5 separate regions of the Mus musculus genome follow, and regions 1, 2, 3 and 4 are each linked to region 5. A link is a loop called in an ENCODE intact Hi-C map of the cell type or tissue named here. Cell type or tissue: left cerebral cortex. All regions are shown on one strand. Links, peaks and the distances in the headings refer to the core of each region. The heading gives the core; the rest is flanking DNA.

Region 1 (6,457 bases), core at 694-5,693, 590 kb before region 5:
AGTTCATCCCAGGTACCAACACAATGTTACCATGGTCAGCTTACATCCCTTGTCACAAAATATGTTAGCAAGGATTTTACTGAAGATATCGGAGATATGGTGAGGGGAAAGGTGGTCCTGGTTTTCTGGAGCAATTCCAGTTCTAGCCCTAAGCATCTCAAACACTGGTGGCCAGTTATCTAGAAAGTTATATATCTTGAAAACGGGGTCCCCATACCAGCAATACTAGCAACCCTCAAGAACCTGTCACAAAACCAAGTCTTCATGCCAGTGCCCTTGCAACTCATGAAACAGAAGGTCAGAAATAGAACCAATGTTTAATAAGCAGTTAAAGGGCTGGGAAGATGGTTTGATAGGTAAAATGCTTCCTGTACAAGCATGAAGACTTGAGTTCAGATACCAACAGCTACAAACAAAAACAAAAACCACCACTAACAACAACAAAACCCAAAAGACCAAAAAGGCAAGCATGGTGGTGCATGCTTGTAACGCTAGCAGGAGGATCTTGAAGCTTCATTAGCCATCCATCCAGTTCAGAGAAATTGGTAAAGTCTAGATCAGTGGTTTCCAACCTGTGGGTCATGACCACATGCAGGGTTAAATGACCCTTTCATGGGGGCCGCATATAATATATACTTCATATCAGATATTTACATTATGATTCATCATAGTAGCAAATTTAAAGTCTTGAAGAAGCAACAAAAATAATCTCATGGTTGGGGCTCACCATCAGATGAGGAAGTCGCTGCAGGAGGACTTCCCTTCTCGAAGAGCAGTGTTTTCCACGTGCGAATGCTCACTGAGGTTGAGTTGGCATATTAAAGGGTTCCAGCACTAGGAACGTTGAGAACTATTGCTCTATAGCATCATCAGTGCCTGTTTCAAAAACTTGAGGTGCAGACCAGTATAGAAAGACATCAACGTCTGGCCTCCGCAAGCAGGCACACGCTCATACATGCACACTTGCACGCAAATGACACATGCACAAGGCTACAACACTCCACACACAAGTTATGACTGTCATAGATTCTATCTGAACCCTGCGCGTGTGAATTTCCACGGAGGTTCTTGCTTTTTGTGTAGCTTTGTGGAGGGATGTATCTTTTCTGGTTCTTTGCTGGTTTTCTCCTACCACCACCAGAAGAAGAAGAAGAAGGAGAAGGAGAAGCAGGAGAAGCAGGAGAAGCAGAAGCAGAAGAAGAAGCAGAAGCAGAAGAAGCAGAAGAAGCAGAAGAAGCAGAAGAAGAAGCAGAAGAAGAAGCAGAAGAAGAAGCAGAAGAAGAAGAAGAAGAAGAAGAAGAAGAAGAAGAAGAAGAAGAAGAAGAAGAAGAAGAAGAAGAAGAAGAAGAAGAAGCAGAAGCAGAAGAAGAAGAAGCAGAAGCAGAAGCAGAAGCAGAAGAAGAAGAAGAAGAAGAAGAAGAAGAAGAAGAAGAAGAAGCAGCAGCAGCAGCAGAAGCAGAAGCAGAAGCAGAAGCAGCAGAAGCAGAAGCAGCAGAAGAAGCAGCAGAAGAAGCAGCAGAAGAAGAAGCAGAAGAAGAAGAAGAAGAAGCAGAAGAAGCAGAAGCAGAAGAAGCAGAAGCAGAAGCAGAAGCAGAAGCAGAAGAAGACAAAAAGGAAAAAGGAAAAAGCTGGGCGTGGTGGTGTACGCCTTTAATCCCAGCACTTGGGAGGCAGAGGCAGGCGGATTTCTGAGTTCGAGGCCAGCCTGGTCTACAAAGTGAGTTGCAGGACAGCCAGGGCTACACAGAGAAACCCTGTCACACACACACACACAAAGGAAAAAGAGAAAAAGAAAAAACAAGTATAGTGTCAATGCACTTATTTCACCAAGAAATGAGACAATTGACTTCAAATATAGATTATTATTTTTCTCCATTTATATCCATAATCAGATTTTTTCTCTCTCAGACGATCACTATATAAAGTGAAAGTACATTTTCATGTTCTCACACCCTATAATGAGGAACATTCATGAAACAGAAATTGCATGAGTTGTTTACTTATTTATTTATTGCACTTAATCCATGCAAAGTGTGGGTGTATCATGAGCTGGATATTAAATGAGTCTGACCGCCGTAGTGCTAAAGCATCAGAGCCATTTAAACACCAAAATGAGGAATGAGACGTGACGATTTTAATTCCTTAAAGACTTCCGTTTTAATAGACATGCTGGTACAGTCTAGCTTGAAAAATCTCATAGTTAGAACTGAGTTTTGCCATTCAAATGTGAATCTGAAAAGCTAGGTCCAGCCAAATTGATGGAGGACCAGAGTGGAGGACGGGAGGCTGACTTGCCCCTTTGGTTTTAGAAGCAGAGGAAAGATGTAAGCATCTTTAAATCTAGAGATTTGGTACTGGGTGTAAGTTAAAGGATTGGAACACATTTTAAATATTATTATTATTTTAGCTATTTTCATGCATTAATTTAGTATAAGCAGAGATAACGTGAGTTTCCATTAATAAATTGAAGTTCAGAACCTAGTACAGATTTCATTCCACAGGCAGAGCCTACCCTTGAGAGAATTCCCGGATTTTGTGTCCTGTCCTGTCCTTTCTTTCTTGTTTTGTTTTATATTCTTTACCTGAATAATATGGCTGTCTATATTAAATAACTTACACCTGTTTAATGTCATAAAATAAAACACTCTACTGTTATTGTCCACAAATGGCACTTTCTATAATTATCAAGTTTATCGATGATTAATTCAAGCCAAAATTTGAGAAAGGTCTAAGCCGTTGGAAGGGTGTAATGACGCTTTTTCCCACTAGAGGGCGATGGCAACTTCTGTGAAATCAGGACCGCTTTATTACCTTGCCAGTTGTGTTTTAGTCCTGCATACTGATAGGCGATCAGATAGTTGCCTAATGAGGCTGCCAGTCAGGATGGCTGTGTTTAGCTTTTAAAGCTCATAATGATCAATAGGTATAATTCCTCACTATCCTTTTCTGTTTTCTATGATATGTTTTCTAACAATCATATAGTCAGGCCAGAAATTTTGGAAGCAGGAGAGAGACTGGAGCATCTGGCAGAGAAAAGTAGGCATGGATATGATTGTCTGGCTGTCCCTGGAAATAAATAGAAAACACTGGACGCTTTCCTGGATCCATCAATCACATGAAGTAAAATCCTTCTCTCTGGGGGGAGGTGAGTTTCCATCCCAGGACTCAGCAGAGGTCCTAAAGGACACAGAGAGAAGGGGCAACAGTCTGCCCTTTTTAGTTAGAGTGCCAAGAAGGCTTTAGGCCAGGATGCCCCACTAATCCAACGGCTGTGCTTTGGCTGGAAGCATGAAATACTGGGGCTGTCTCAGGTGCCGAAGCAAGTCAAACCATCCTAACAGGAAAGAAAGGAAAGCAAGCCTGCTTCCCTCAGACAGGTGAGAGTGATGACCATCGAAGGGAGCCATGATGCAAGTCCACATCCTCTCCTACCATGAGTACAGCACCCGGGTTGAGTCATGCAGTAATGCCAAAGGATGAGGCTCGGAGGCTCCCTCGGGTTTGGAGGACATGTAACCCTGACAAGAGGCAAACACTTTTGGCACCCCTGTAAAAAAGGAAAGGCAGATCTCCACTTTTAAGATCCCACTTATGCACTTTGATTACGTAACCTAAGGTTATAGACCATAGGGAACATATATAAGTGTGTATATTTTCTAGTCCAGATATTGACAAGGGAGCAGGAGATGATTGCACAGGTTTATGCTGCTTCAAGCAGGGTGCATGTTAACTTCGGGTTCCCAGGTTAACACGTGACGCTGCTCACTTTTTATCTCACACACACCAGTGCATTCGCAGTGGTATCTCGTTTAGCCTTAATTTGCTCTCTCTGGAGACGGTTGAAAAGAGGACGTTTTGACATGGTTATGGGTCATTTGAATACACACTCTTTCTAAAGAGGGCTTTTTCAATTCAGCTGCCTTTTTTTTTTTTTTTTCCTTAAACAGAAGACAATTTTGATGGCAATTATAAGAGTTCTGAAAAGGCATGCAAATGTTTGGATGGCGACTGGACAACGTCGCAGCTGTGCGGAGGACCGATGTCCTAACAGGATCAGAGGTTGTCGGCTTCTGGGCCAGAGAGGGTTCCCAGAATCAGGAGCCAAGTTCTGGCATCAATGAAGATGACTCTGACGTCTGTCTTTCTGGTTCTTTTATACTCCTACATGCCTAGTTTTCATGTATGCATTTGAAAACATCACCCAAAAAGGTTTGGGGGGTTTGCTTGTTTCTTTCTTTTTATATTTTAAAGATTTATTTGATTTATACGTGTACATTATAGCTGTCTTCCGACACGCCAAAGGAGGGTATCAGATCCCATTACACATGGTTGTGAGCCGCCATGTGGTTGCTGGGGATTGAACTCAGGACCTCTGGGAGAGCAGTCAGTACCCTTAAACATTGAGCCATCTCTCCAGCCCCCACAAAGTTTTTGTTTGTTTGTTTGTTTTTGTTTTGTTTTTTTAAGGATTTCACTAAATATTGAAAAAGAATAATTCTCACATCGTTGTTCAAGAATGAAAGCTAGACATTTTGAATTTCAAACATGATAGTTATTACAGGTTTTATGTAGTCATCTAAAATGCTCTAAACGATCCCAAATTAGCAGGACATTATAAAATAATAATTTTATTAAAATGCAATAACATTTTAGCCCACTTTCAGCCTCTGAGTTTTAAAAGTCCAGCTGCTGTCTGTCTTCTACTTTCTGACTTCCCCAGTTCTCACCATCTTCACAATGCAAGCCTTGGCTGCTGCACCTTTGGAATATTTTCTTTCTCACTGTTTTTGCGTGCTTTTAAAAACATTCACGAAGACTTCATAAGTCAGAACCTTGTATTTCAATGGTTAATATAAATCTTTAAAATTGAAATACCTTCCATTGAGGGGATATCAGAAGAACATTATATATAACTGAAGTTACTCTGGACTTTTATCTCCATTGTCTAATACTGAAAAATCAAGCCATGCTAATGCATACACTCGGACGGGTTTAGAGAGTTTATGATGGTTATAATGGAGAAGAAATAATCAAAGATTGGTAAGAATAGCATCACTTTTTTTTGAAAAATGGCAAGTTTTTCCTTATATTAATATAAGAATCAATTAAGTACATAATAAACTATTTGGAATTCAATTCCAAGTATGTCCTAGCCTGGGGGACTAAGTTCAGGGACAGATTTTTACTTTGTAGGTATAAGGTCCTTGATGTAATTGCCTACATTGAAAAAAAAATGTGTGTTGTGAGCCGGTACAAATCTCGAACACTGCTGTTGATTTGTGACCAGATGGAGACAAAGGCCAAGAATGCATTGGTTTACTTCTCTGTGGATGTGATAAACACCATAACCAAAGGGAGTCTGAGAAGGAAATCGTGCTCTTGGCTTCTACATCCCAATCACAGTCAGTCACCGAGGAAATTTAGGGCCGGAACTGAGGCAGGGAACACGGACAGAGGACCATTTACTAGCCTGCTCCCCAAGGCTTTCTAGCCTCCTTTTTATATAACCAAGAACCACCTATCCAGGCTTGGCACTGACCACAGTGGACTGGGCTGGCTCATAGCAATCGTTAAATAAGAAAACACCTCACAGATTTTTCTTACTGGTCAGACTGGTGGAGATAACTCCTCAATTGATACTCTCTCTTCTAAAATGAATCCAGCTTGAGTAAAGTTGAAACAACAACAACAACAACAACAACAACAACAACAACAAAATCCACCTAACCAGCAATCTGAATAGGGCTTTCAATCCCTATAAATAGCAAACTGTCAGGGTAACTTTATGTCCCTGGCATCTAAGTCCAAAAAGTGAATCTATATTACATGTATATCCTATTTCTCTACTATTTCACAGTTGAAGTGATTCATCTAAACTATTTAATAAGGTTATCCATATACGATTACTTAGAAATGAAAGAAATCCTTGTTGCATACATAGTTTGAGGAAAATTTCAAAAGCATTGTGATAAACAAAACTTCATCTAAAAATAAAAGTTTGATTTCATTCTATGCCCAGAAAACACTAAGTATGCTTACCTGATGATTCAGGAGGTCAGTGGACCACCTTCCTTCCTGTCAATATTAATGTTCAACCTTCTGTCTTTACCCTCCCTTTTTGGTGTGTTGAAAATCTAATGTTTTGTGGTTATCTAAGACGGACTTGTGAGGATAGAGAGATGGTACAGAGAGTGAGGTGTTTACAATCCATGAGGATCATCACACAAATCGCTAACACACAAAGCCCACGTACGGCAGTGTATGTTTTAGAGGGAAGAGATGGGGAGATCCTGGGGTTCCATGGCCTACCATCCTAGCTGAAACAGAGATCCCTAGATTCAGTAAGAGACTTTGTCTCAAAAACAAGGTGAGGAGTGATAGAGGAAGAATTCTTAAAACGCCGACTTCCGCTGCCCTCCCGCCCCCCACCCCACAGCTAATTGAAGAGATGGACTAG
Region 2 (6,457 bases), core at 861-5,860, 600 kb before region 5:
CAACACAGTTTATCTTTGGCCTGCATAAACTGCAAATAAGGAATTAGTTCAAATGCTATCATCACTTCTATGCCCTAAATTAAAACACCTGTCTCTTAGCCCAAAGCCTCCAATGCACTATTTGTTACATATGTGCATCTATTCTAAGATCGGAGCTGTGGGTACGACAATATCTGGCAATTTCACTCAGAAATACTGCTGGGTCATTTATTTGTAAGTGGTTTTCAACTTACTTGCTGTTCTTTACAAAAGAGAGTTGGTGAGTAAGTTCAAGCCCTGCACAGCTTACCCAGCCCCCTAAATCTATACACACACAGAAAAGTTCCCCAAACGCTGAAAAGACTCTCACGACAACTGCAAGCAACTTTATTCCTACTATTCAGAGCTTTTAGGCTAGTCTCAAACTTAATTCTACTCACTTCCCTGGATTTACTCAAAAGAAATTCCACTTCTATTTACCCAGTTACTTGTTGTAGAAACAGTCTTTTAAAGTTCAAATTATTCCTACCACTACCACATAAACCTTTGGATGTCCTGACTATTTGGCCACTGAAAAGTCTTGTTCAGAAAGATATAAAAAGTTACAAAATTAACAACTGTATAGCAACCCAGTTCACAAACGAGTCTAGATATGGGTGGCAGAGGTATGTTAAGCCTATAAATAATGTATGGTAGAATGAAGTAACGGAATTCTAGTAGTTTCTGAGGAACTGTAGAAGCAACCAAGCATACAAAAAACATTAAATTCCAGAAAATTGACTTAGCCTTTAAAGAGTCAGCTATAGCCCAACCAGCAAAAATGTAGGCTGGAACTAATAAATATTTGACAACTTCATGTCTCTGAAATACTCTTTTCCACACATAAAATGTGTAATGCCTATTGTCTGCCAGTAAATACTTATGGACATAAGTGAATTTCCAAACCAAAAGTATCGAGACTAACGTAACCACAGAGAACTGGACTCTACGCTTCCAAACTAAGCTAAGGAAAGTCTTGACTTTGGTCAGAGAAAGTAGGTGAGGGAAGGAGAAAAAGGCAGTAAAGGAGAAGAAATAGAACAACTGAGGAAAATGGAGACAGGCCTCGTGACTACTCCGGTCACCAACAACAATGCCACCATTAACTACCACAAAGGCAAAGAACGCCAACAGCAGAAGCACGTAGGGCCAGGTCAACAGGAAGAGCATTCTCAGGTTCTTTAGGGACATGGCGTACACCAGCAGAAACTGCAGCACTCTTCTGAGCTCCGAGAGCGGTCCCTTCGTGGGCGCAAGCCTCTCCTCCTTCTTCTTCTGCAGCTCAATCTTCCAGGCTTCACTGCACTTCTGTGCAATGAGGTGTCCTGCACAGAAGGCCGCCCAGATGATGTTGGTCTGACGAAACATGAAACCACAAAATCCAAGCAAGGCCGAGGTCCTATGGTTGCCATAAAGACACATCAAATAAGCAAAAAGAGTGAAGAATACAGACCCAGCTTCTGTATAGTAAAGGAAGTTAAAAAAATAGAGGGTTGGAAACACTGCTAGGGTTAATGTTGACAAGATTCTCTGGATACTTGAAGAAGCCTTGAAGGAAAAAGAAAAAGTACTATTTTTAGGATAAAATAAATATGACATTTTCTTGCTGAATTAATAAAGAGATTTATTTAAATATTCACTGAAGTTTAATTTAAATGAATTGTATTTCTGGCTTTGCAACACCATGTTTAAGAACACTTCTGGTAATTGTTAATTATATTAATCATCTTGGAAACTGATAAAATACTAATGAGGTGCAGCTCTTAATAGCTTAAAATCTTAAGAATCACAGAAGAAATCATTTAGTGGTCACTGGATCTAAGACACTGGACTAAGGCACATGAGGAATACAGAGACTAGAGCACAGAAAAGACGTGGCCAGCTGCATCACCCTGAACTTACGTCTTAGCCATCCTCACCACCCTTTGAAGACAGCCCTTCAAATCTCTACACTGGAGACAACAGAAATGTGCAAATCGTACTAAATACCCTGCCCCATGATCCTACTTTTTGTATGACAAAATTACAAGGATTTTTCCTTTTAGAAAGCATGCAGGCCTACTCTGAACTCAAATGTCTTCTTTTTCCTTTTCTAACAATTTTAGTTAAGTGTATGGAATCTCTTTGATTAAAGTCCTCCTCAGGCCAGGTGTGGTGATGCATGCCTTTAATCTCAGCACTTGGAAAGCACAGACAGCTGGATCTCTGTGAGTTCTAGCCAACCAAAACTGTACACAGAGTTTGAGGTCAACCAGCGTTATATAGTGAGACCCTGTCTCAATCAATCAATCAACCACACAAAAGTGGCGCTCCACAACAGCTTATAAACTTAGCATATACATTGCTTCTTGTTGCTCCCGAAACCCTTGTGCCTTCCTATCTCCCATCACTCCATCAGGCTGAGACAGTATTTCTCTGCTCCTGTCATGTATCGGGTGAATCCTCACAGTACTTTATACCTACCTCCTCTTCATAATTCATAAGACCTTATAAACATTGTTGCCATAGCTGACATTTATTGAAGTCTTGCAGTAGGTACTAGCCTAAGCACCTTCCATTTATTAAGTTCCTTTACTCTTAATACAAATTCAATGAGACAAATTTATTATTATTAAAATCACAAAGGAGGTAAATCTGCTCAAGTTAATAGAAGCTGTGGCCAGGATTAAATTTAAACCCAGGCAATCTACTTCCAAGACTTGAATTATGAAATCACACCAAAACTCCTCAACTTAAACTCATTTCCACAAAAGAAGACCTAAGTTCCCAAAGAAAACATGGAACTATTAAACTGGTTTTGTTCACTAACAAACATCTACTTTAGATTTTCAAATACAGTTATTCCAGAATTTAAATGCAAGTATCTTCTAAACATGAGTAGAGAATTTCCACTTAGGTTTGAAAAACAGACACCAACACTCTAACTGGTAGACATTTTCTTCCGTAACTTATAAAGCCAATTCCTCACTGTGGACTTTAGTGCACGGAAACTTGTTGTAACTGTATCCTGCACATACCTTGTTTCTGGGTTGCACCTTCCTGAAGAGCAAATACAGCAAGTAGAAGTTGCCAACGCTGAAGAGAAGATTGACAAATCTGAGCACCCCAATGGAGCAGATCACATGCTCAGACCATCCAAGGAGCCAGCTGGCAGGTTTGACCACACCGACCGACACCAGATACAGGCCAGGTAATGTAGTGATCATAGGATCCCACTTAGAAAGAAAAGACCACCAGTCAAGCACAGCAAGAGTTATCCCATTGATATAAAATGCCAAAAAAAGATAAATAAATAAATAATCAAGTTTCATTTGTCCTAATAATGAAGAACTTGGAGAGGATCGTCTATGACATAATTAATAAATCCTGGCAGACTAGACATCTCTTAAGTTTTATTTTTAAGATGTAGTGTGTGTGCCATGCACCTGAGTATACTTATTTGCAACATCTGCATGCAGGTACCCGAGGAAGCCAGAAGGTGGCACTGGATCCTCTGGACCTAGAGTCACAGATGGTTGTGAGCAGCTCACTGTGGTAGAAAGAAGTCTGGTAGCCTTCTCCAGGACAACAGCAAGAGCTCTCAACCACTGAGCTACCACCCCAGCCCCATTTTAAGAACGTTTTGCTCCCTGTCTCAAATCTGTCTGCCATTATTAAGGTGACAACAACCAACAGACAGTAAGTTATTCATTTCTACTTCCTAAGGCTTGCTCTTTAGAAAATGCATATTCTGCGACTAAATTGTCCAGGTCCCAATTTTACAAACTACCAGGCAAACAATAATGAGAACTCTGGTGGATCTTAAGATTCTTTGCACTGTGCATATTTCTGTAGTCAGATATGTATTTTTTTAAATGATGCAATCTGACTAGTTGCCAATTTAATCCAGACAACAGTAAGTTTCTACGACCAAGAATGAAGTTAGAATAAAACTATCAACTTTTGGGGGGCCCTAAGATCCTCCACTCCGCGTTCAAAATACCGGGTGGAAAACCTCATAGGTTAAGCTTTAGGTAGTTTTTAATGCATGTTCAAGGGAGCACCTGCATGTCTCTAGTGCTAGGGCTTAGTTAGACAAATCGGTCAACTGCCAAGAGGAGCTATCATCTTTATGCATTCACCTAACAAATATGCCATAATCTCGAGGCTAGGTACAGTCACTAGGCAGCTCCCTTCACGGTTTAAGTCTGGGAGGGCTGACGGGGAGAGGAAAGGCACAGGTTGGGAGGATCCGTCCCGGGGGCAGGGCCAGCAGAGACCAACCTGCGACAGGGAGAAGCGGCCCTCGCAGTACCGCTGCGCCTGCGGCAGGTGGAAGATCTCGTCCATGTACGGCTCCCGCAGAGCGCGGCTGAAGGCGGAGAAGAGCAGGCAGGACACCAGGAAGGTGCAGCTCAAGGCGGCCGAGAAGTAATAGCCCTCCAGCTGCGCCATGGCGGGCGGGCGGGCGGGCGGGCAGCCGCGTCCCGGGCCCAGCCCTGGGCAGCCCGGAGCGCCGAGCCCGGAACGCGGGCTCAGAGGCCCAGCGCTGCGGGACGAGGGACAGCAGGGAACAGGACGCAACGCAATGGATGCTGGGAGAGCGTCGGACGGAAGCGTGGGGGGGGGGGGGGTCACCGGTTCCGGAGTGGAGCATTTATGCAACGACGGGACGGTTTCTCTGTCAATCACTGCTCGCAGCTCTCAGAGTGGCCAGAGGCTGAGGGAGGGGCGGGTCTGGGCTCGGGCGCGGGAGCTGTTGTAGGTGATGCTGCCGCCGCCGCTAGGCTCTGGAAAAGAAGGGTGTCTTGTGTTGTCTGTTGCTCTCCAGAAGGCGATGAGTGGTCCCAGCTTTCTAACCTCCAAGCTCCCAAACTGCATTCGTTTGCGGTTATCCCTGTTCTCCATTGCCAGTGAGATGAGACGCTAAAACCATCATTACAATGCTTTTCCTCTCATCGTCTCTGGCTGATAATGAAGGTTGATGCTTTTTAGATGGAAACATACAACCAGCCCTTCGCTTCAGGGCGACTTTCCCTTTTGAAGAATCTATTCGTTTACAGGGCAATATTTTCCTGGTGCCTGGTGAGGAGTTGGGGCATTTGTAGGTGAGGAACACTCCTCCGTGAATATAATTTTAGTTGCTATTGCCGTGAGTGGTGGCTCACACTTGTACTGGCCCCATTTGAGAGGCTGAGGCAGGAGGATTGTTCCCAGTTCTAGATCAGCCTGGGACACTGTAAATGTCGTCCTTAAAAATAGGTAATAAATAGTCATTAATATCTGTCTCTGTTGGAGTACGTTTCCCTTATGCATCTTAATGTGTGGTGCGATGGAGTATTTATGTGTGTAGTCTCAAAAAGTGCTCACATGTATGAAGTTGAGGGCTACGGAGACTTCAGATAACCCCTTTATTGTGAGATTGGAATTGAGACTGACGGTGGAAGATATTTGAAGAAAGCTGAAGACAAAGTATGTTTTCAGCATGGTTGGTGATGCTTTGTAGGAAAAGCTTCTGGAAAATTCGGGTTGATTTTGCCAGCAGCACATCATATAGCAGCTGAGATTGCTTTTAAATTGTCAACCTTGGAATCAAAAGAAACTGGGTATTCTACTAGTTCTCCTCGACTATTAGAAATAACCAGAATTAAATTACGTTAGGATTCATGATGACGTTTCTTAACTCCCTCCACCCTTTACATCCTCTTTGATTACAGAGAACACGTTACACTTACCAATTTGAGACCATTCCCAGATAATTTAGTCTACAATTGACCTCAGGCCCAGTGGGCTTGCTCAATCATGGCCAGTGCATACCATAGAAGCTTCTGGCCCTTGCTAGATATGATGGATAAAGGGAAGAGCACAAGGCTGCCTTCCTATGCTAGACATTCTCGTCAGAATAATTGCCACTAAGAACTTGGTTGGACATCCAACTCCTTTTATATGTGCTCCCTACTCTCCTTAGTTAACTGAAACGTTTCAAAATTTAAAAATGTAAGGTTTCAGAACTGCCAGGTACCTTTTCTATTAATTTAAGCTTTTTTTTTTTTTTTTTTTTTTTGTGGAACAAGATGAAGATAGTAATATACCTAAAATTATGTAGAAGATGGCTGTTTACTGGGAGTTGTAACTATAGTCTTATGGTTTATAATTTCTACTGAATTGAAAGTGCTTCATCATTTGCAGTTTAAATTTATATCTCATTTCTGTTCCCATCAGCCAAGTAGAAAAATGTAAAACTTTATTATTAGAGTTTTGGGGTTTTTTTGTTGTTGTTGTTTTTTTGTTTGTTTGTTTTGTTTTTGTTTTCGGACAGGGTTTCTCTGTGTAGCCCTGGAACTCACTTTGTAGACAAGGCTGGCCTCGAACTCAGAAATCTGCCTGCCTCTGCCTCCCGAGTGCTGGGACTAAAGGCGTATGCCACCACGCCTGGCTTGGTTAATGGTTAAAAGACTTT
Region 3 (6,457 bases), core at 876-5,875, 110 kb before region 5:
TCTACTAAAGGAAAAAATAAGAGTACTTTACAGAAAGAACATTTAAATTCTCATAAATCCTGAGAAAACAAAAATAGCATTGCTCAGTAAATTATAATTATATACCTCCCTGGTGAGTAAGCTCTCTTTTATATATCTAGAAATGATTCACTTAAAGATAATCTGATAAAGTGTATTTATTGGCAGGCCCTTGGACAACTAATCAAAAGAAAGAAAAAGATGACCCAAATAAACAGAAATGAACATGGAAACTTTAAAATAGACATCAAAGGAGTTCAGAATCTCAGAAGGGAATGCATTAAAAACCTGTACTCTGCTCACTTCAGCAGTGCATACAGAGAATGACTCTTGCACGTGGATGGCATAAAAATTCACAACATTCCAAAGTTTTGCTGACAACCCTTTTGCAATTGACCCCACGAAAAATCCTTAAGTGAAGCACAAGGCAAGGACTACCAAATACCAAGTATGAATATGTTCAAGGACCTCAAAAAGAATATGAATAAATATTTAATAAAGGCCATGAAAATATAAAAATAAATGAAATAATGAAAACCTTTCAAGACATTAAAGTAGAATTTAACAAAGAAATGAATCACTAAGGAAAACAGAACTTGAAATAAAACTAGAAATGAAAATTTTAGGATGTCAAATGAAACCTGAGAGGTAAACCTCACCAAGAGATTATAAGATATGAAAGAGATCATTTCAGATCTTGAAGACAATGTAGGAAAAAAATGGATACCTCAGTTAAAGAAAATGTTAAATCTTTTTTTAAAAAATTAGGCACAATCTGGGAAACTATGAAAAAAACAAACCTAAGAATAATAGGAAGAGAGAAAGGAGAACAAACCAGGTCAAGCTCCAGAAAATATTTATAACAAAATCAGAGGAGAAAATGTCCCCAATCTAAAGAAAAAGTTTCATATTAAGGTACTAAAAGCATAGAGAAGAACAAATAGAAACAGAAAAGAAATTTCCACAACAGATTATAATCAAAACATTAAAAGTACAGAACAAAGAAAGGATAGTAAAAGCTATAATGGAAAAGTGACCAAGTCACATAATGGCAGGCCCATTATAAATAAACCATAATTTTTAAATGAAGACTCTGAAAGCCAGAGGGGCCTGTAAGGATGGTCTGCAAACTCTCAGAGACCACAGATGCTAACATGGGCTACTGTACCCAGCTAACTATCAACCACAATTGGTGGAGAGAGAAAAACATTCCGTGATAAACCCAAATTCAAGTAATTTCTGCCTATCAACCCAGCTGTAGAAGTCACTAGAAGGAAACTTCAATGTGAAGAGGTTAACCACATGCAAGGGGACACAAGGAATAAATAATTGAAGGAGAATAAGTCAAAGAGATGAGGGAGATACAATAACAACAAAACAGGGATCAATAAACACTGTTCAGTGATAACTCTCAACAGCCATGGTTTCATTCCCAGTGAATAGTCACAGCCTAACAGATTAGGTGAGAAAACAGGAGCCACATTTCTGCTGCATCCAAGAAACACACCTCACCTTCAAAGATAGACATCCCCTCAAGGTGAAAGGACTTAAAAAGGTATTTCGAGCAAATAGACCCAACAAGCAAGAAAGTGTAGCCATCTTAACATCAGGAAGAAGAAAAAAAAAAAAAAAACAGACTTTGGACAGAAACTAATGAGAAGAGATAGTTAAGGACACAAAACAAAATGCTCATCAAAGGAAAAGGGCACCAAGAGGATAATACTACTCTAGACATTTATGCACCAAACAAAAGACCACTCAAATTCATAAAATAAACACTACTACAACTAAAATCATATATTGACCCTCAAACAGGGATAATGGGTTACTTCAACACCTAACCCTCACCAATAGATGCGTTATTCAGGTAAAAAAAAAATGCTGCAATAAAAAAACATCATAAATCAAATGGACCTAGCAGACATCTAGAGGACAGTCCATTCAAACACTAAAAAATATACTGTCTTTTCAGTAGCTCAGGGAACTTTCTCCAAAGTTAACCAAATATTAGGAAACAAAGGAAGTCTCAAAGATACAAGAAAATAAAACTAACACCATGAATTCTATCTGATCACCATAGAAATAAACCTGAATATTGGTGACAATAGAAAAAGCAGAAAGTATACAAACTCATGGAAACTGAGTAACTCACTACTGCAGGAAAATTAGGTCAAGCCAGAAACCAAGAAGAAAGTTGAATCATTTTACAACTGAATAACAATGACAATGTAACTAATATCTGAAACTATGTGACACAAAGGAAATCAGTGGCTTTAGGAGACAAGACCACAGCAGAAAGTGGGTATATCAAGCAAGTGGAGAGACCTCGTATTAGTAACCTAATAGCACACCTGAAACCTCTAGAACAACAAGAAGTAGTAATACTCAAAAAAAAAAAAAAGTGAGCGGGAAGAAATAACCAAACTCAGAGCTGAAATCAATGAATAGAAGCAACCACAACTACAAAGAATCATTGAAATAAAGTCTTGATTCTTTGAGAAAATACGAGATTATAAACTCTTAGACAAATTAACCAAAAGATGGAAAGAGAAGGACCAAATGAATAAACTTATATGAAAAGATTATAGTACACAACAAGGAAATTCAGGGAATCATGCAAGCAAACTTTAAAAGAACCTGTATTCCAAGAGGCCCACCCACCACCACACATGTGCAGGCGGGCAGAAAAGACCCACCCATTGCAAGGCCTGCTGGGAGCAGGAGCCACCATGAGGTGCAAGTATGTGGTGGAGATATAGGAGAAAAAGGTTTGAGCACTATGAGGAACAGCACTGGAGATGCAAGGGTAGAAGGAGACAAATAATCCGATGTGAGTAGCCTGCCCTGCCACTTGAGGCCATGGTGAAGTCCCTGCCAATGCTGCCACTGGGAGTCATGTCTAGGTCTGTGGCCATACAACAGCAAGGGTCTGCACCAATGTCGGTGGCTTAAATTACCACCAAATGCCATGATGCTGCCAGGGACCATGCTGGTGTCTAAGTTGTGCAGTCCTGGCCCCGCCTCTCACCGGTTGTGGCACTTGGGAGACTGGACCCTGCACCATTCGTGGGTGGCACAGTAGAGTGGGCTCTGGTGGCAAGAGCACAGATGAGCCCCTGACAGCCTGAGTATGGGAGAGCTAGCCCCACAGCTCATCTGCCTTGAAGGTGCGGATGCAGGAGAGATGCCCTGCCCCCTGGCGGCCACACAAGGTCATGAGACCTGGAGAGCTGTCCCTGCCCTTCACCAGCTATAGCACTCTGAAGAGGAGACTCTACACCTCAACTGGGCAGAAATGGCCCTGCAGACAAGGGTGTGGGTGAGTTGGCCCTGAGGGAAAGCAGGAGAGATGGCCTTATCTCTTTCTGTCTGTAGCATTGGGTGAGCTAGTCAGGGCAGTGATGGAAAGCTGGCCCTGGTGGTGTGGATGCAGGAGAGCTGGCAGGCTGACCAACTCAGCTACTGCCCAGGCATAGATCCAAGGCTTTGAGTTGGTCTACCACAACATCTCCACCACTGATGAACTGCTGGAGCATGTGAAGGGGCCGGTCCTACAGATCCAAAGCTACAGGACCTCCATGACACAGGACAACAGGATATCTGAGAGGAGTACCAGTGAGAATCCAGTATTGCTAGAGTAGCAGACACCAGACGCCTCAAACACCACCAGTGCAATGAGCACTTGCAAGTAAAGACGTGTAGACGAAAGGGTACACTGTAATATACTGTACCACACTCCAGCTTCCAGGACAAGATATGGTTTTGTTTTTTGGTTGTTTTTTGGTGGTGGTGGTGGTGGTGGTGGTGGTGGTGGTGGTAGTGGTTGGGGGGGTTGTTTTTGTTTTTGTTTACTTGATGGTTAGTTGGTTTGGTTTGGTTTGGTTTGGTTTGGTTTGGTTTGGTTTGGTTTGGTTTGGTTTGGGAAGGTAGGTGATAAGGTTGCAAGGGCAGGGCCAGATATGAAGGGACAGGGGAGATGAGTGGGATTCGGGTACATGATGTAAAACTCACAAAGAACAAATAAACAGGGTTTTTAAGCATCGTAGAGGAAAAATGGTATAGTTTATCTTATAGTTCCAGAGGGGAAGAAGTTATAAAATGTGTAACAGGCAAGGAAGGTATGATATCAAGACAGGGAGCTGACTGCTCACATCCAATCCACATCCAGCAAGCAGAGAAAGGGAATGGGAAGTGGGGCAGCGCTCTAATATTCAAATCCCGCCTAAAGTGATGTACTTCCTAGCAAGGCTTCATCTCTTAAACATCCATGACCTTTCGACACAGTGCCATACACTCTGACCACTCAGTGCTACACTTGAATCCTAAATACCTTTGGAGATATTTGAGTTCTTTCGGAGTCATTTGAATTTCTGCCTTTGGGGTTCTTTTGAGCCCCTTGTGAATCTGATTCCGATAAGGAAGCATACACGTTGTAATTGTGTGTCGATAACTAGCAGTATAGCAACCTCTTTAGATGAGGAAATTGTCTAAAAAAAAAAAAAAAAAACAGAGACTGTTAGACAACTGAAACAATGGCTCCCAGTGAACCAAATGTCCTCAGGAATCCTATGTTGGAGCAAGGAAAAGAACGACTCTCAGGTGTTTGCCAGAGCAAAACCTGAAAGTATATTTCTATTTAAACTAAAATTTACATATTCTTTCTCATGTGTGTGGGGGAGTGTAAAATTGTAACATTACAATATAAAGGTAGAAAGAGACCAGGGATCTTTTTTCTCCCCAATTTCATCAAATTGTAAAGTATACCATTTTCCTTATCAATTATATTAAGATGTGATAGGTTTATGGATTTAAGCGATTTCTCCGATGCCAGGGACTTTATATAAGGAGCTATCAGGGTTACCAGTTTTCATTGGTTTGATCTTGGGAAATACTAAGTCTGCTACCTTGATGCTCCCTACAGAGATCGCTAGGTGATAAGAGCTTCCTAAATTTCTGGTGATTTTGTAATGTAGTCTGAATTAATGTATCTGTATGTATCATTTTGTGTCTAAAGCAAAATGAGACAAATGTTTTTACCTCCAAATTTCTGGAAAATAACTTAGTAGCAAGTCTGCAACCACTTCATTTGCTCAGTTTTAAAAAGGACATGCCACATTTTAAATGCATGCACATGATGTGTGCATGCCTGTGTGTGTGCATCTTTTATTTATATAATATAGGTGCTATTATCTCTGACACTCCCTCTCTCTTTTTCAGCCGCAGCATCTTTTCAAAAAAATAAGTCATTCAAGTTCCTTATCTTAACCATGCTTAGATGAGACACAGGGACTTGAGTTAATTAGCACTTAGAACCGAATAATTACTCATTTTACAGACAGGCTGTTTTCACCTTTTAAAAGCTCATATATAATACCTCCCAAAGACTAGCCACAGAGACAGGAAATCTGATCTGTTTCATCATCCCATAATTTGCATAAAATGCATGCGTTTGCATTCAATTCTCTTGTGCAACTCTTTGAAACTATTAACAAGTCAGTCCTTATAAGTCGTTAAAGCCAAGCCTAGCCCGTTTGCACTGCTACAGCAGGATATTTGGGCTGAGAATTCTAGCTAAAGAGCCTCGTGGAGACTACAGATTTCCATTGTTAGGCTGCCTCCTATTCTTCACTCCTTTACAGCTTTAGGGTAGCCAATAAGATAGATTGAAGAATTATGATTGGCTTCCCCCCCCCCCAACGCTCCTATTATGTTATTTCAGATTTCCTTAAAACCCTATTCACATTGTCGAACAACGGAAATAGACATTTCTCTTGTAACTCATCTGTAAGTTCTTGGCAGTTATTGATTTTGCACCTGATTGAGACAGTTCTTTTTGACATTTCAATCAGCCACTTCCGCATTCGCATTCTCCACCTTAGACAGATACACGTCCCAACCTGAGAGACTTGGGCTGAGGGCTTCGTTTTTTAAGCTCCTGCCATATGAAAGGCAATCTTCTGTACACATGTAACCTTGCATTTCAATTTTGCATCACAAGGAAATCTTTTCCGACAGCTTAAGCAAAAATTAGGAGTCCAGAAATAACGTTAAATTTGATTGACTGTGGAATCATTAGTGCTTCTCTATTCAGGTGACAATCAAAGGAGCTGGAATCTTTTAAAAGCTGAGTTTTCACGTGTAGAGCAATGGAAAAGAAACACTCTATACCTTGGGGATCGACACATTTTTACACTGTTACATCCTGGATCACACATGGCTTTTTATGGACAAGCCTCTTTAGTCAACTTTTTGTTTTGTTTTGTTTTTTGTTTTTCTGTTTTGGTTTTTTGAGACAGGGTTTCTCTGTGTAGCCCTGGCTGTCCTGGAACTCACTCTGTAGACCAGGCTGGCCTCGAACTCAGAAATCCACCTGCCTCTGCCTCTCCCAAATGCTGGGAGTAAAGGCGTGTGACACCACCACCCGTTTAGTCAACTTTTT
Region 4 (6,457 bases), core at 500-5,499, 220 kb before region 5:
TTCCAAACTGCTGTTCATCACCAAAGGAAGTCAGGATTGGAACTCAAGCAGGTCAGGAAGCAGGAGCTGATGCAGAGGCCATGGAGGTGTGTTACTTACTGGCTTGCTTCCCCTGGCTTGCTCAGCTTGCTCTCTTATAGAACCCAAGACTACCAGCCCAGGGCACCACCCACGATGGGCCCTCCAACCCTTGATCACTAATTGAGAAAATGCCCTACAGCTGGATCTCATGGAGGCATTTTCTCAAGGGAGGCTCTTTTATCCGTGATATCTCCAGCTTATGTCAAATTCACACAAAACCAGCCAGTACACATAATATATATATAAAACAACTATAAGGTTTAAAAAGAGAAGGAAGGAGGAGAAGGAACAGGAGGAAAAAAAGAAAGAGAAAAGAAGCCCTGAGACAAATAACCTTCCAAAATTGCCATTGAGTTAGTTTTGTATTGATCATCTACTGCTGAGCGTGTGGCCTGTCCTAAGCATGTTTTCTATAACCAGTGAACTCTGTTGGAGTAAACTAAGTTTTCATTTGTAAGCAGTTACCAGTTGGAGACATATTCTGGGTAAGGGTTGGGGAGGGGGAGTCTTCATACAAGGATACCCCACTCCCTTGTCTCTCTAGTCTCAGGTTCTTGGCCACCCAAGCACGGTTGGGTATGAGTTCCATCTCCTGGAGCAGGACTTAAATCCAATCAAATACTAGCTGGTTATTCCTACAATGCTTGTAGCATTACTGCCCCATTGTATCTTGCAGGCAGGTCACAATTACAAGTGGAAGGGTTTGTAGCTGGGTCGGTTTTTACCTTTCTTCTTCAGAAACATCCCACGTACCTTCCAGTAACCATGAACACTGGTCCATAGGAGTGAAGTCCCAGTGTCGGCAAGAGCACCACTTCTCCATCTTCAGTGAGTTGTGTAGGTGTTGTCTTTACCGGAATGGCTTCTCTGTCATCTAGTGGAGAGCCACCAATACCTTTGACAATAGCTTGAGTTGTTTGGGGCTTCTATGGGACCCTTTGAACAATAACTACATTAACTATAACCTATCCATGGACTTGGAAGTTTCATTTAATTGAGGGATGTGCAGGTAGGGCTCTGTTTCCTCATTATTTGGTGATTTCAGTTAGATCACTTTCATATATGTGTACATTTTAGAAGCTTCTACTGTATTGGGTTTCTATATGACTCCTCAAATGGCTTTAAGTGTCCCTCTTCAACCCCCCCCCTCCTGCTTTCTACCTTCTCCTTCTTTGATCACCCCTCCTTGTCGTGGCTTGAATGAGAACAGTCTCTACAGGCTCATAGACTTGAACCCTTGATCCCCAAGGAGTAGCTATTTTAAAAGATTAAGAGGTATGCCTGGTAAGGAGTGTTTCGGTGGTCACTGGGATTCCTGGGTTAGAAAGTGTTTCTAGGTATTGGGAGCTGTCCCGAGAAATGGGAATGGGCTAGATAGGAGTGGTGGAACTGAGAGAGTACACTGGAGGGAGGGTAGCCTGCCTGTTCTCCTGGCAGGAGCAAAGTGGTTCCCTGTAAATAGAGGCAGAGATCTAGGAGGGGCCCCAGGCAGGTGGTCAGCTACAGGTCTGGGGATGATTGGAAGGCAGGAAGGAAAGTGAAGATTGCATTGGCTACTCAGGCAGGTATGGCCAGAGGGTTTACAGGGAGTACCTCCAGGGGTTAGAGACTGAGATAAAGGGATTCAGTGAGGAGAAGTTCTGCATTATCCTGTGGGAAATGGGGGCTGAGAGAACTTTGTGGCAGCAGCAAATGGTCTTCTACAAAGCTGAGGATAAGACTGGCGACTTGGAATTGGAAAACAGAGAGTGAAGAACTATCTGATTCACGGGCTGGTGTGGAAAGGGTTTTTAAACTGAGTAGTTGCTTTTATCATAGCCTGTGGTAGCTTTATCATAGCCTGGGGTAACTGCTTTCTAATTTTATTTTGTATCTTCAGCTTCATTGCTGATTTACACCAACTTGAATTAGAGAAATTTAGACGGGGGTCGGGGGATTGATGCCCCCCATTAAAGCCCTTTGTTCTAACAGGCTGTGAAAAAGACTTCAAAACAATGTCTTTACAATTAAGAGTGCGCCTGTAGCTGATTGCACTGAACCTAATCCCCCACACTCGTTTGACACAGAAATCTTGTCTTCGCACTGTTTAAGCCGCCAGCAGAGAAGAAACTAGAATCAAGTGGCGTCTCTCAGTCACGAGTTATGATTTCAATAAATAAAACCCTGATGGATGGCATATTTCGTTCTGTAGATGACAGTGAATTCAAATTTTCCTGTTCACAGTGCCGGGTAAACCCAACTTCTGATGAACCTCACTGCTGGTGATAACAGTGTTCTTACCTAGAACGTTCTCTATCCCCAAACTATCATTGTTCCAAGTCGTTTAAAAACAAATTGTAAACAGGTGTCACTCTACCTCGCATGACCTGTCTTCTGATTACTTTTATTTAAAAATAAAAATAAAGATCCGCAGGTCTGGAACGGGGAATAGCTTTTCCTTTCTTTCTTTTTTTAAAAGATAAAGAATCGGGGAGGGACCAGGGAGTAGCAAAGTTGGATTGAAAGGGAGAAATGAAAAGAGTGTGACGGGGGCTCAGAAAGGTGTATGGAGGGCACTGTCGCCTCTGCCCCCGCTGCCCGCGCCAGCCTGCCATTGGCCGCGCCGCCCAGCACCCGGGAGGCGCCGTTCTGCGCGCCGCCGCCCCTCGCTCCCCGCCGGCTGGGCTCCGCGCGCGCCTCCGAGCGCTCCGAGGAGAAGCGCAGACCTGGCAGCAGCGTCCGTTGGCGCGCGCCGCCCTCCTGCGCCCGTGCCAACCATGGGGCCAACTCGCAACTCTTAGGGCTCTGCCTCAGACCAAGGGAGATCAACGGAGCTGCGAGCAGAAGCCAAGATGAGTTTCCGCAAGGAGGACGGTGTGAGCAGCCTGTGCCAGAAGGCGCTGCACATCATCACCGAGCTGTGCTTCGCGGGTCAGGTGGAGTGGGACAAGTGTTCGGGCATCTTTCCAGCCGATAGGAGCGGCCAGGGAGGAGGTGGCACAGGTAAGGGGATCCGCTTGCGCTTCCCGGGACAAGGGGCATTTTCGGGGCTGACTTCCTGGCTGGAGCTTATCTTGCCGGGCCTCGGGGGACTTGCTCGCTGGATTTGTTGCCTGCACCTGCTAGGTCTCTGCTCCCAGGCTGCTCTCGCGCTCTCCCACCTGCTGCTCTGGCGTCCCAGGGACTCGGTGCTCTAGCTTGTCCTGCAGGGTGTAGCAGAATCACCCAGCCTGGCAGGAGAATCTGCGCTTGGCCTCAAGGAACCTAGTTCTAGAGGGAAGGCTGTGTCGTCAAGCCCCAAACGCAGGAAGGATCCCTCAGCTCTAACTTTCAGATGCAACCTGTCGAGCTCTTCAAAGCTTCCAATGCCTTTTATAATGCATATGTAATTTTCTAGCGCTTCTTGGCTACCGTGGCGAAAGGGTAGGGACTATTGACACCAGGCACTCAGGACACTTGTCAAAAAAATGGAAAAGAGATTTTAAATCCTTTCCAGTTGCGTCCAGAACCTTGGAAGCAAATATCAGGGGGAAGAGATGTAATCAGATGACCCCAGGGTCACTTGATCGCTTTAGGAGATGCACTGGCTCCGTGCGTGGGGGGGTCTTGTCTCATTCACTTTGTTTTCTCGAGTCATTTTGGTCTCCAGGCAAGGGTTTCTACCTTCTGGGTAGCCAGGGCAACAGGTAAGCGCAACCGCAACGTCAGGCTCAGGAGAGAAGTGCAGAAGATGAAAGAAGAGTTATGGTTTCACCATCGACCCTAAGAGCTAGACAAAGGAAGGGAGAGTCTGGTGGGATGGGAATGGGTCTGGTTTAGCTGTGTCTTTGGGTTGTTTACATTGACTGTCTCCAAGGTTTCCAAATGCTCTGCTGATGGCAACAGAAGCAGGGCGGGGGGGGGGGGGGGGGCAGGGGGGGTTGTCTGAGCTTATCAGAACCAGGGACTCTTGAAGCAGAATGATACATTGTTGTTGCTGTCAGTGTGATAGAAGCGTCTTTTTTTTTTAAATGTATAAACACAACCAAAGCCATTTAAACCGCGTGTGTGAGTGTGTGTGTGTGTGTGTGTGTGTGTGATGCAAAGGATGTAAAAAAAAAAAAAAATCAAAGTGCTGCTGCTACTGTAAAGACCTCTGTAAACCGAGTAAGCTCGTCTAAAATGCCTTTAAGTGAACATTAAGCCTAGGTTCAGAGTGGAGGAAGTGAGAACACTTAATTCTAAGGACATGTATTTGATCACCAATAGTCAATGCAGAGGCCATACCCCTAATTCTTATTCTTTCTTGGCCCTTGCGATTACACACGAAGAGGTGGTTTCCTGGCTCTCATTGGCTAACAGTGTTAGAAATTGCATGACAAATGGACGCTAAAACAGGTTCGGTTCTCGACTGTCCAAAATGTGTAATTGTGTTAATTCGAGGTATGTAAATTTCATGGTATGTAAATGGCAGTAAGAGTTCTGAGGTTTTCATAATCACTACAGTGCTTAACTGTAGTCCTAATTCTCATTAGACATTCATTTGGGGGAGAGAAGGGGATGAAGAAAAATGACTCTAAAACAATTCAGTATTTTTCTTTCTTTAAGGACAATACGTACTATTAAAGTGGGAGATCCTGTCTGATATGTGAACATAGACAGTAGCTCTCACTAGAGAAAGACAGTCCACAAATTACTCATGACATTCGAAGATAAAGGAGAGTCCTCTGCTTTTTCATTTGTAAACTGTGAAATCAGTTAAAAGCAAAGGGTTCTGAGTTTAGTGCTCCGATATTAATGGATAATAGAAGCAGACTTGATGGTTATTTGCTAAATGTTTAATTATATCAGCTAGCTACTCAGATGCCTGCTGTTCTGTGGATTTTCTCACAACGTGGGCCCTTTTTTATGGCTCCTGCATGAAAGCACTTCCAACGGTTGCTGTTGACTGCATTGTAGGTGACTTTTATTGATATGATAGTGGTTCACTTTTAAAGTAACCGGTGCGTTATAGCTAACAGTGTTCTTTTTACATTGCAGTGACAATCTTGAGATTTGAAATTGCATCACTCTTCAATCTGTCACCCAGTAACAGCAAGAGAAAGATTCATGTAATCCCAGACAAAGTCATTGCCACAGGAAGGGAGTTAGAAATCTAGTATATCACTAGGACAGAGATGCGGCCCTGGAGGGTCCACCGTCCAGCCAATCAAGCTCAGGTATTGGTGAAATGTTGGAGATTTAGACTGTAGTGACTAATGCTAACTAAACTGCCCTTCTTAGATGCTTAGTAAAAGTCATTAGATGAATCAACAGTACTCCATAGAATACAATGTAGTATAACAATACTATGAGGTGCGCCATGTGTACATTTATTTTAGGTATTTTCCTCATTTACATTTCCAATGCTATCCCAAAAGTCCCCCATACACTCCCCCAACTCCCCTACCCACCCACTCCCACTTTTTGGCCCTGGCGTTCCCCTGTACTGGGGCATATAAAGTTTGCAAGTCCAATGGGCCTCTCTTTCCAGTGATGGCCATCTTTTGATACATATGCAGCTAGAGTCAAGAGCTCCGGGGTACTGGTTAGTTCATTTTTAAAAAAACTAGATGTGAGAGAAGCTTAAAAACAAAAGACATTGAATGACCCCAAAATCGATATGTTACCCTATAAAGTCATTTAGTGCACAACATGATATAACCAAGAGAGCTTATGGGAAATGCAAAGAAATAGGTTCCTCTTGGGGGTTATTTCTAAGATATACTATAATAGTATATACAGTATACATAATCATTTTTAGCTGGTTTTATGCTCATTTCTGGACAGGTTTTGACAGTTGCATAAATGTTTATCAAGTTTAAGAACCTTATATTGCTTGGAAGTCAGAGCTCCAGATCCACCACTAAGCAAGGCCATTGAAGTTCACAGCCACATGCCACAGCTGTGGATAACTAACCCTAATATAAATATTTTAATAAGCATCTAATTCATCCATGTTCAGATTTGTTTTGTACAATTTTAATATGGGAAAACAGATTCTTAAAAAAAATTAGACAAATTATTCCAAGTTCATTCTATCCTTTAGAAGTGCTATTATTCAGCAAATATTTATCAAAAAATTTTCTTTCTAATGGGCAGTAATATGCTTAATGTGCACATTAAGCCCATAAATGTATGTCTAGAAAAACCTGACATGCATTCTAAAGTCTCAACAGATACTTGCTGAGTGAGTGAAGTGTCACGTAGTAAATGAACTTAGCTTATAGAAATTCTAAGAAAACTGGGAATCTCTGTATAAAAGAGTTTTGATGAGGTTGTGTCCCAATCAGAAGCCAATAATCAAATTCTAAAGTGCACCTAATAAGCCCAGCCCACTGAACTGAAAGTGTGACCACTCTATCTTAACCTACACTAA
Region 5 (6,457 bases), core at 870-5,869:
GGGAGGGAGGAGAGAGAGAGAGAGAGAGAGAGAGAGAGAGAGAGAGAGAGAGAGAGAGAGAGAGAAAGAGAGAGAGAGAGAGAAAGAGAGAGAGAGAGAGAGAGAGAGAGAACAGACAAATACCCAGCCATAAGAAATGAGCATTCAGGAAATGTGGAACACCGCCCAAAAATATCAAATCTTTATAATCTCAGAGGCTACACTCATATAAAGTCTCACCAACATGACTGTCTAAAAACAGAGAAGAGAACAAGACACGCCAGAGTGAACAGAGGGAAAAAAAAAGAGGTCTCATCTCTACGCAAGGATGGGGTAACCAGGGATGCTGGGGTGGGAGACATGGTGCATTCCCCAGGGAAGTGCACATCAGTGGGGTGACCACTTGTGTTCATTGATGAAAACGTACATCCAAGATTGGTGCCTAGCCCAATCGCTATCAGAGAGGGTTCCTCCTGCAGCTGGTGGGAGTAGATGCAAAGACCCACAGCTAAACATTAGGCAGAGCTCGGAGAACCCTCTCGATGAAGGGGAAGGGTTGTAGGAGTCGAAGGGGTCAAGGACACTGGGAGAACATGGCCTGCAGAGTTAACTAAGCAGGGCTCATAGGAGCTCACAGAGACTGAAGCAGCAATCACGGAGCCTACATGGGTCCACACTAAGTCTTCTGCATATCTATTATGGTTGTTAGCCTTGGTGTTTTTGCAGAACTCCTGACAATAGTAGTGAGGGTGTCTCTGACTCTTTCATCTGCTCTTGGGACCCTTTTCCTCCTACTGGGTTGCCTCACCCAGCCCTGATAGGATGGCTTGTGTCTTATTGTAACTCGTTACTTTGTATTCAGTTGATATCCCTGGGAGGCCTGCTCTTTCCTGAAGGGAAATGGAAAAATGGATTTGGGGGGGGGTGTGCAGGAGAGGCTGGGAAGAGTGGAGAGAAGGATGTATTGTATAAGAGAAGAATAATTTTTTAAATAAAAAAATAGATACAAGTAACATTATACAGATTGAGTAGGCCAAACTTAGGAATATATGTATATAATATATCATATGTACATATGCATGTAACTACAATAATGAAAAATAGGCCAATATTTGAAGGAAAGCAGGGAGGAATATATGAGAGAGTTTGGGTGGAGGAGAAGTGGGGGGAATGATGTAATTATAGTATTGTCTCAAAAGTAAAAAAAGAAAAAAGAAAAAAATCAAAACTTTAAATTAAGGACATAGAAGAGGGAAAAGAATCCCAGGACAATGGCAACAAAGGTGATAGATGAAAACTTCCCCCAAATTAAAGAAACACCAAATTAAAGAGGTACAAGAGGAACAGAGAATCCCAACCCGACAAGACCAGAAAAACGTCTCCCCAAGACATAGTATAGCTAAAACACTAAATATAAGGAACAAAGAAAAAACATTGAAAGCTGAGAAAGAAAAATAATATGAGTCACAGTACACAAGACAGACTGCCAGGATTTTCTTTTGACCTACACATGCACTATGGTGCACACATGTGCTGTGGTGCACACACACCCGTACTCACACCCTCACACAAAGAAGTTCTTTGTTCAAAGTCTGTCTTCACCTCAATCCAACATGTGTGCAAGAAGCAGATGTATTTTGACTTGAGGGACAAGCAAGAAAGTGTCTGTCATTTTCACTCTGAACCTGTGACCTTCAACTCTGAATGTGATCTACACACTCCGGGTCACCCTAGTTCTCAGGAGTTTTTAACCTCCACAATGAAGGTTGTTCTTATCTGTCGCCGTACCCTCCCTTTCAGTGATATTTTGAAGATATTTTTGTTTGAAGATATTCATGCTTTGGGTTTTTGTTTTTTACTTTACTGGACTTTTGTTTATATATGCTATTTTTTTTAATTTTGTGTTTGTGTGTGTGTATGTGTGTGTGTGTGTGTGCATGTGCATCTGTCTGCCTGCATGTATATGTGTTTCTTGTGCTTTTTTCCATTTATTTTATTTTATCCTTTTTATTTGTTTGTTTTATTTGCCTGTTTGTTTTCTAGAGAGGAAAAGGTGTGGAGTTGGATGGGTAGAGAGGTGGGGTGGACCCGGGATTTGATGAGGGAAGGAAAACTAATCAGAATGTATTGTATGAAAAAAAAAAAAAACCTATAGAACCAAGGACTGTTCCTATTTAGCTTGAAATCCACTCCAGGACACATGACGGGGTACTACTGGCAGCTAGTGTCAAAAGGAAAATTCTCCCACGTCCAGTGTCATTGTCATCAATCGAAGAAGCAGACTATACTCGCAGAACCTGGAAGATCTTCCTACGAGAGTGGGTCTCCTCTGCCCTCTGGTGGCAGAAATCTGCATCACACATACTGTCAACGCAGTAGCAGGAAAAGGCTATTTTGAGACAGTGTCAGTGACAAATCATGGAGCAGAGTGATGTCCCTAGGGTGCTGTCATTTGAGGAAAGATACTGGGATGTATAGCTCTGCCTGTGTTTGTGAAACGGTGGCAGGAAATCCTAAAAAGAAGCAAAATGGTCCTGTGGAGCAGAGAAGGGTAGAAAGGAAAGGCATGGCGACTAAGGGGATATTTCCACAGCGTATATTTTCTGTGCTTGGGTGGAGCTAGAGAGATGGGGCCATGGCTTAAGAGCCCTTGTTGCTCTTGCAAGGGACCCAGGTTCGGGTCCCAGCAATCACATGGTGATGCACAACCATCTATAGCTCCAGGGGACACCAAAGCTAAAATAGTTTTTAATTATGTTTTATAAGTATACAAAGCCAAAACAAACTTTGATATGTTTGCCAGTATCAACCTGAGGCAACTTCTCCACAGGGAGAGAGAATAGTTCAGGGCACACCCCATGCCAGAGGCACTGGGAACAATGCCTTGGAAGAGCAGAGTTCTCTGTGCAGGTGGCAGTATGTTTTAAGTATAATATCACATGGCACTTTATTCATTTGCACTACATGTGCACACAAGCACATACATACACAGGCACACATGCACAGAGGTGGGGGAGAGAGAACTAATAAAAATAAATTTTAAAAGTAAAAATGGATGCTATCATACCATATGCAGATAAATATGATTTATCTTTTTTCAGCTCTTGTGCCTCTATATCACGAAGTATTAAATAAAGCTTTCAATATAACACTGTATGATAGAATAGGGTCCCATGACAACTTCTGACTCATGCTTAGTTACAGGACTTAACACGTCACCTTCCTCCACTCTGACTACAGCTCTGTGCTGTGTATCAAGATGGTCCTCACGGAACAGGTGAGGACCTGAACGATGGTGGTTCTGTGACCTCTTCTGGTAAAAGGTATTTATTTATGTGCTTGTTCTGGGGAAATGAGGATATGCATATCAGGCCTGGTGCGCCACCTTGTGGAGGCAAGAATGTAGTGCATCTGAACACAGGCTATCAACATCAGGGCCCACCAGTCACCCTCACCGCAGACACATTCCTTCTCTCAAAAAGAAAGCCAACCCCAGTCAAGAAGGAAAGGCATGCGCACTCTCCAGTGAGGTTCATGTGCATCCCTCAACCTGGCAAAAGTCTGATATGACCAGGGAGTCCCAGGGCACTGATGTCATCGGACAACTCAAGCCAGTGTCTTCTGTCTGGCCCTTTGCCCTGCCCAGGGTCTGATGTACTCTTTACTGAAAGAGGCTTACTCCTTTAAAAGTTACACTCGGGAGACCACCTCCCATTCTCCCCAAACTCTGAGCTATTCCCCAAGCACAAACGTCTAACCGCGCCCATCTCAAGCCTTCACAGGCTGCGCAGGAACCTGGCCAGGCCACTGACCATACTGTCAAGAGAATCCTGCTATCTCCCACCTCCGAACATGGCCACCAGTTCCCGCCAGGAGACTTGGTTTGAATAATGAATATCCATGTCTAGACTCCAGAACCTGCCTGGAAGAGAGACCACTCAGCTATCCTCGCCACCCCAACAGTCGCGTCCAACTCAGCCAGCAAGAAAAACGCAACTGATTTCCGGCTCCAGACAACTGGCCACCTTCCTGGTGAGAGCACAGGGGTCCACCCGGCCCGAGAGGCTTATGCCTCACGTTCCGTGGGGGCCACCTTGGTTCCGGGACTCCGCGGCGGGCGGTCTGCAGGTGAGAGTGTGGAACACAGAGGCCAGCAGCTTCTGGAACGGGCGAGAGCCACAGAGCCTCTGAGGCGGCGCCATTTTCGGCTACAGACAACCTGCCACCTTCCTGGTCAGAGCACAGGTGTCCGCACAGCCCAGGAGGCTTCTGCCTCACGTTCCGCGGGGGCCACCTTGGTTCCGAGACCCCGCGGCCAGCGGTCTGCGGGTGAGAGTGTGGAACACAGAGGCCAACAGTTTCTGGAACGGGCGAGAGCCACAGAGCCTCTGAGGCGGCGCCATTTCCGGCTCCAGACAACCGGCCAACTTCCTGGTCAGAGCACAGGTGTCCGCACAGCCCGGGGGGCTTCTGCCTCACGTTCCGCGGGGGCCACCGTGATTCTGGGACTCCGCAGCGGGCAGTCTGCAGGCCAAAGCAACACAGCTTCTGGGAAAGATCCTGTTTTGGGCCTTCATCTTCGGCCAGGAGGAGGTCCAAACACCAGATAACTGTGCACCTCCCTGAAAGAGGAGAGCTTGCCTGCAGAGACTGCTCTGACCACTGAAACTCAGGGAAGAGAGCTAGTCTCCCTGGTCTGCTGATATAGTGTAACAAAATCACCAGAGGAACAATCTCTAAACAGAGACAACTATAACAACTAACTCCAGAGATTACCAGATGGCGAAAGGTATACGTAAGAATCTTACTAACAGAAACCAGGACTACTCACCATCATCAGAACCCAGCACTCCCACTTCGCCCAGTCCAGGGCACCCTAACACACCTGAAAAGCTAGACCTGGATTTAAAAGCATATCTCATGATGATGGTAGAGGACATCAAGAAGGACTTAAATAACTCACTTAAAGAAATACAGGAGAACACTGCTAAACAAGTAGAAGACATTAAAGAGGAAACACAAAAATCCCTTAAAGAATTACAGGAAAACATAACCAAACAGGTAGAAGACATTAAAGAGGAAACACAAAAATCCCTTAAAGAATTGCAGGAAAACACAACCAAACAGGTGATGGAATTGAATAAAACCATCCAAGACCTAAAAAGGGAAGTAGACACAATAAAGAAAACCCAAAGTGAGGCAACAGTGGAGATAGAAACACTAGGAAAGAAATCTGGATCCATAGATGCGAGCATCAGCAACAGAATACAAGAAATGGAAGAGAGAATCTCAGGTGCAGAAGGTTCCATAGAGAACATCGGCACAACAATCAAAGAAAATGGAAAATGCAAAAAGATCCTAACTCAAAACATCCAGGAAATCCAGGACACAATGAGAAGACCGAACCTACGGATAATAGGAGTGGATGAGAATGAAGATTTTTCAACTCAAAGGACCAGCAAACATCTTCAACAAGATTATTGAAGAAAACTTCCCAAATCTAAAGAAAGAGATACCCATGAACATACAAGAAGCCTACAGAACTCCAAATAGACTGGACCAGAAAAGAAATTCCTCCCGACACATAATAATCAGAACAACAAATGCACTAAATAAAGATAGAATACTAAAAGCAGTAAGGGAAAAAGGTCAAGTAACATATAAAGGCAAGCCTATCAGAATTACACCAGATTTTTCACCAGAGACTATGAAAGCCAGAAGAGCCTGGACAGATGTTATACAGACACTAAGAGAACACAAATGCCAGCCCAGGCTACTATACCCAGCCAAACTCTCAATCACCATAGATGGAGAAACCAAAGTATTCCACGACAAAATTAAATTCACCAATTATCTCTCCACGAATCCAGCCCTTCAAAGGATAATAACAGAAAAAAACCAATACAAGGACGGGAACCACGCCCTAGAAAAAACAAGAAGATAATCCCTCAACAAAACTAAAAGAAGACAGCCACAAGAACAGAATGCCAACTTTAACAACAAAAACAACAGGAAGCAACAATTACTTTTCCTTAATATCTCTTAATATCAATGGTCTCAACTCCCCAATAAAAAGACATAGACTAACAGACTGGCTACACAAACAGGACCCAACATTCTGCTGCTTACAGGAAACCCATCTCAGGGAAAAAGACAGACACTACCTCAGAGTGAAAGGCTGGAAAACAATTTTCCAAGCAAATGGTCTGAAGAAACAAGCTGGAGTAGCCATTTTAATATCAGATAAAATCGACTTCCAACCCAAAGTTATTAAAAAAGACAAGGAGGGACACTTCATACTCATCAAAGGTAAAATCCTCCAAGAGGAACTCTCAATTCTGAATATCTATGCTCCAAATGCAAAGGCAGCCACATTCATTAAAGACACTTTAGTAAAGCTCAAAGCACACGTTGCACCTCACACCAATAATAGTGGGAGACTTCAACACACCACTTTCATCAATGGACAGATCGTGGA

What was found. Hi-C counts contacts between places; a loop is a spot of excess contacts. Peaks named below come from ENCODE experiments on the same cell type or tissue, not always from the same donor. Only the 100,000 strongest peaks of a DNase experiment are listed, where the experiment ranks them.
Region 1: a loop joins it to region 5, with 9 times the contacts of the local background. A loop is called at or near these places in 37 of 42 quality-filtered maps.
Region 2: a loop joins it to region 5, with 6 times the contacts of the local background. A loop is called at or near these places in 36 of 42 quality-filtered maps.
Region 3: it touches region 5 in a loop (2.7-fold over the local background); 2 of 42 quality-filtered maps call a loop at or near these places.
Region 4: it touches region 5 in a loop (4-fold over the local background); 4 of 42 quality-filtered maps call a loop at or near these places.

The regions. Positions count from the first base shown.
Region 1 is chr15:90,211,450-90,217,906 of GRCm38, reverse strand. No RefSeq gene overlaps it. Among named protein-coding and RNA genes, the nearest start is that of Alg10b, 9.6 kb to the left of the region's middle. In left cerebral cortex, for the core only: a CTCF peak has its summit at 2,758 (motif pointing right); a DNase peak (open chromatin) is centred at 2,787.
Region 2 is chr15:90,222,433-90,228,889 of GRCm38, reverse strand. It overlaps Alg10b (asparagine-linked glycosylation 10B (alpha-1,2-glucosyltransferase)), which reads right to left and starts at 4,579. Exons shown (of 3, transcript NM_001033441.3): 1 at 4,282-4,579; 2 at 3,036-3,233; 3 at 1-1,566. The coding sequence starts at 4,452. The coding sequence ends at 511. It overlaps Mir7648 (microRNA 7648), which reads right to left and starts at 4,530; the gene lies at 4,478-4,530. In left cerebral cortex, for the core only: CTCF peaks have their summits at 3,459 (motif pointing right), 4,316 and 4,803; DNase peaks (open chromatin) are centred at 3,508, 4,326 and 4,692; H3K4me3 peaks cover 1,973 bases; H3K27ac peaks cover 1,017 bases.
Region 3 is chr15:89,727,197-89,733,653 of GRCm38, reverse strand. No RefSeq gene overlaps it. Among named protein-coding and RNA genes, the nearest start is that of Gm19378, 37 kb to the left of the region's middle. In left cerebral cortex, for the core only: a CTCF peak has its summit at 3,228 (motif pointing left); a DNase peak (open chromatin) is centred at 3,165.
Region 4 is chr15:89,838,225-89,844,681 of GRCm38, reverse strand. It overlaps Syt10 (synaptotagmin X), which reads left to right and starts at 2,822. Exons shown (of 7, transcript NM_018803.2): 1 at 2,822-3,063. The coding sequence starts at 2,913. In left cerebral cortex, for the core only: no CTCF peak of the experiment used is centred there; DNase peaks (open chromatin) are centred at 2,275, 2,862 and 3,199; H3K4me3 peaks cover 1,785 bases.
Region 5 is chr15:89,619,629-89,626,085 of GRCm38, reverse strand. No RefSeq gene overlaps it. Among named protein-coding and RNA genes, the nearest start is that of Rabl2, 31 kb to the right of the region's middle. In left cerebral cortex, for the core only: CTCF peaks have their summits at 2,338 (motif pointing left) and 3,361 (motif pointing left); DNase peaks (open chromatin) are centred at 2,322, 2,918 and 3,309; H3K27ac peaks cover 963 bases.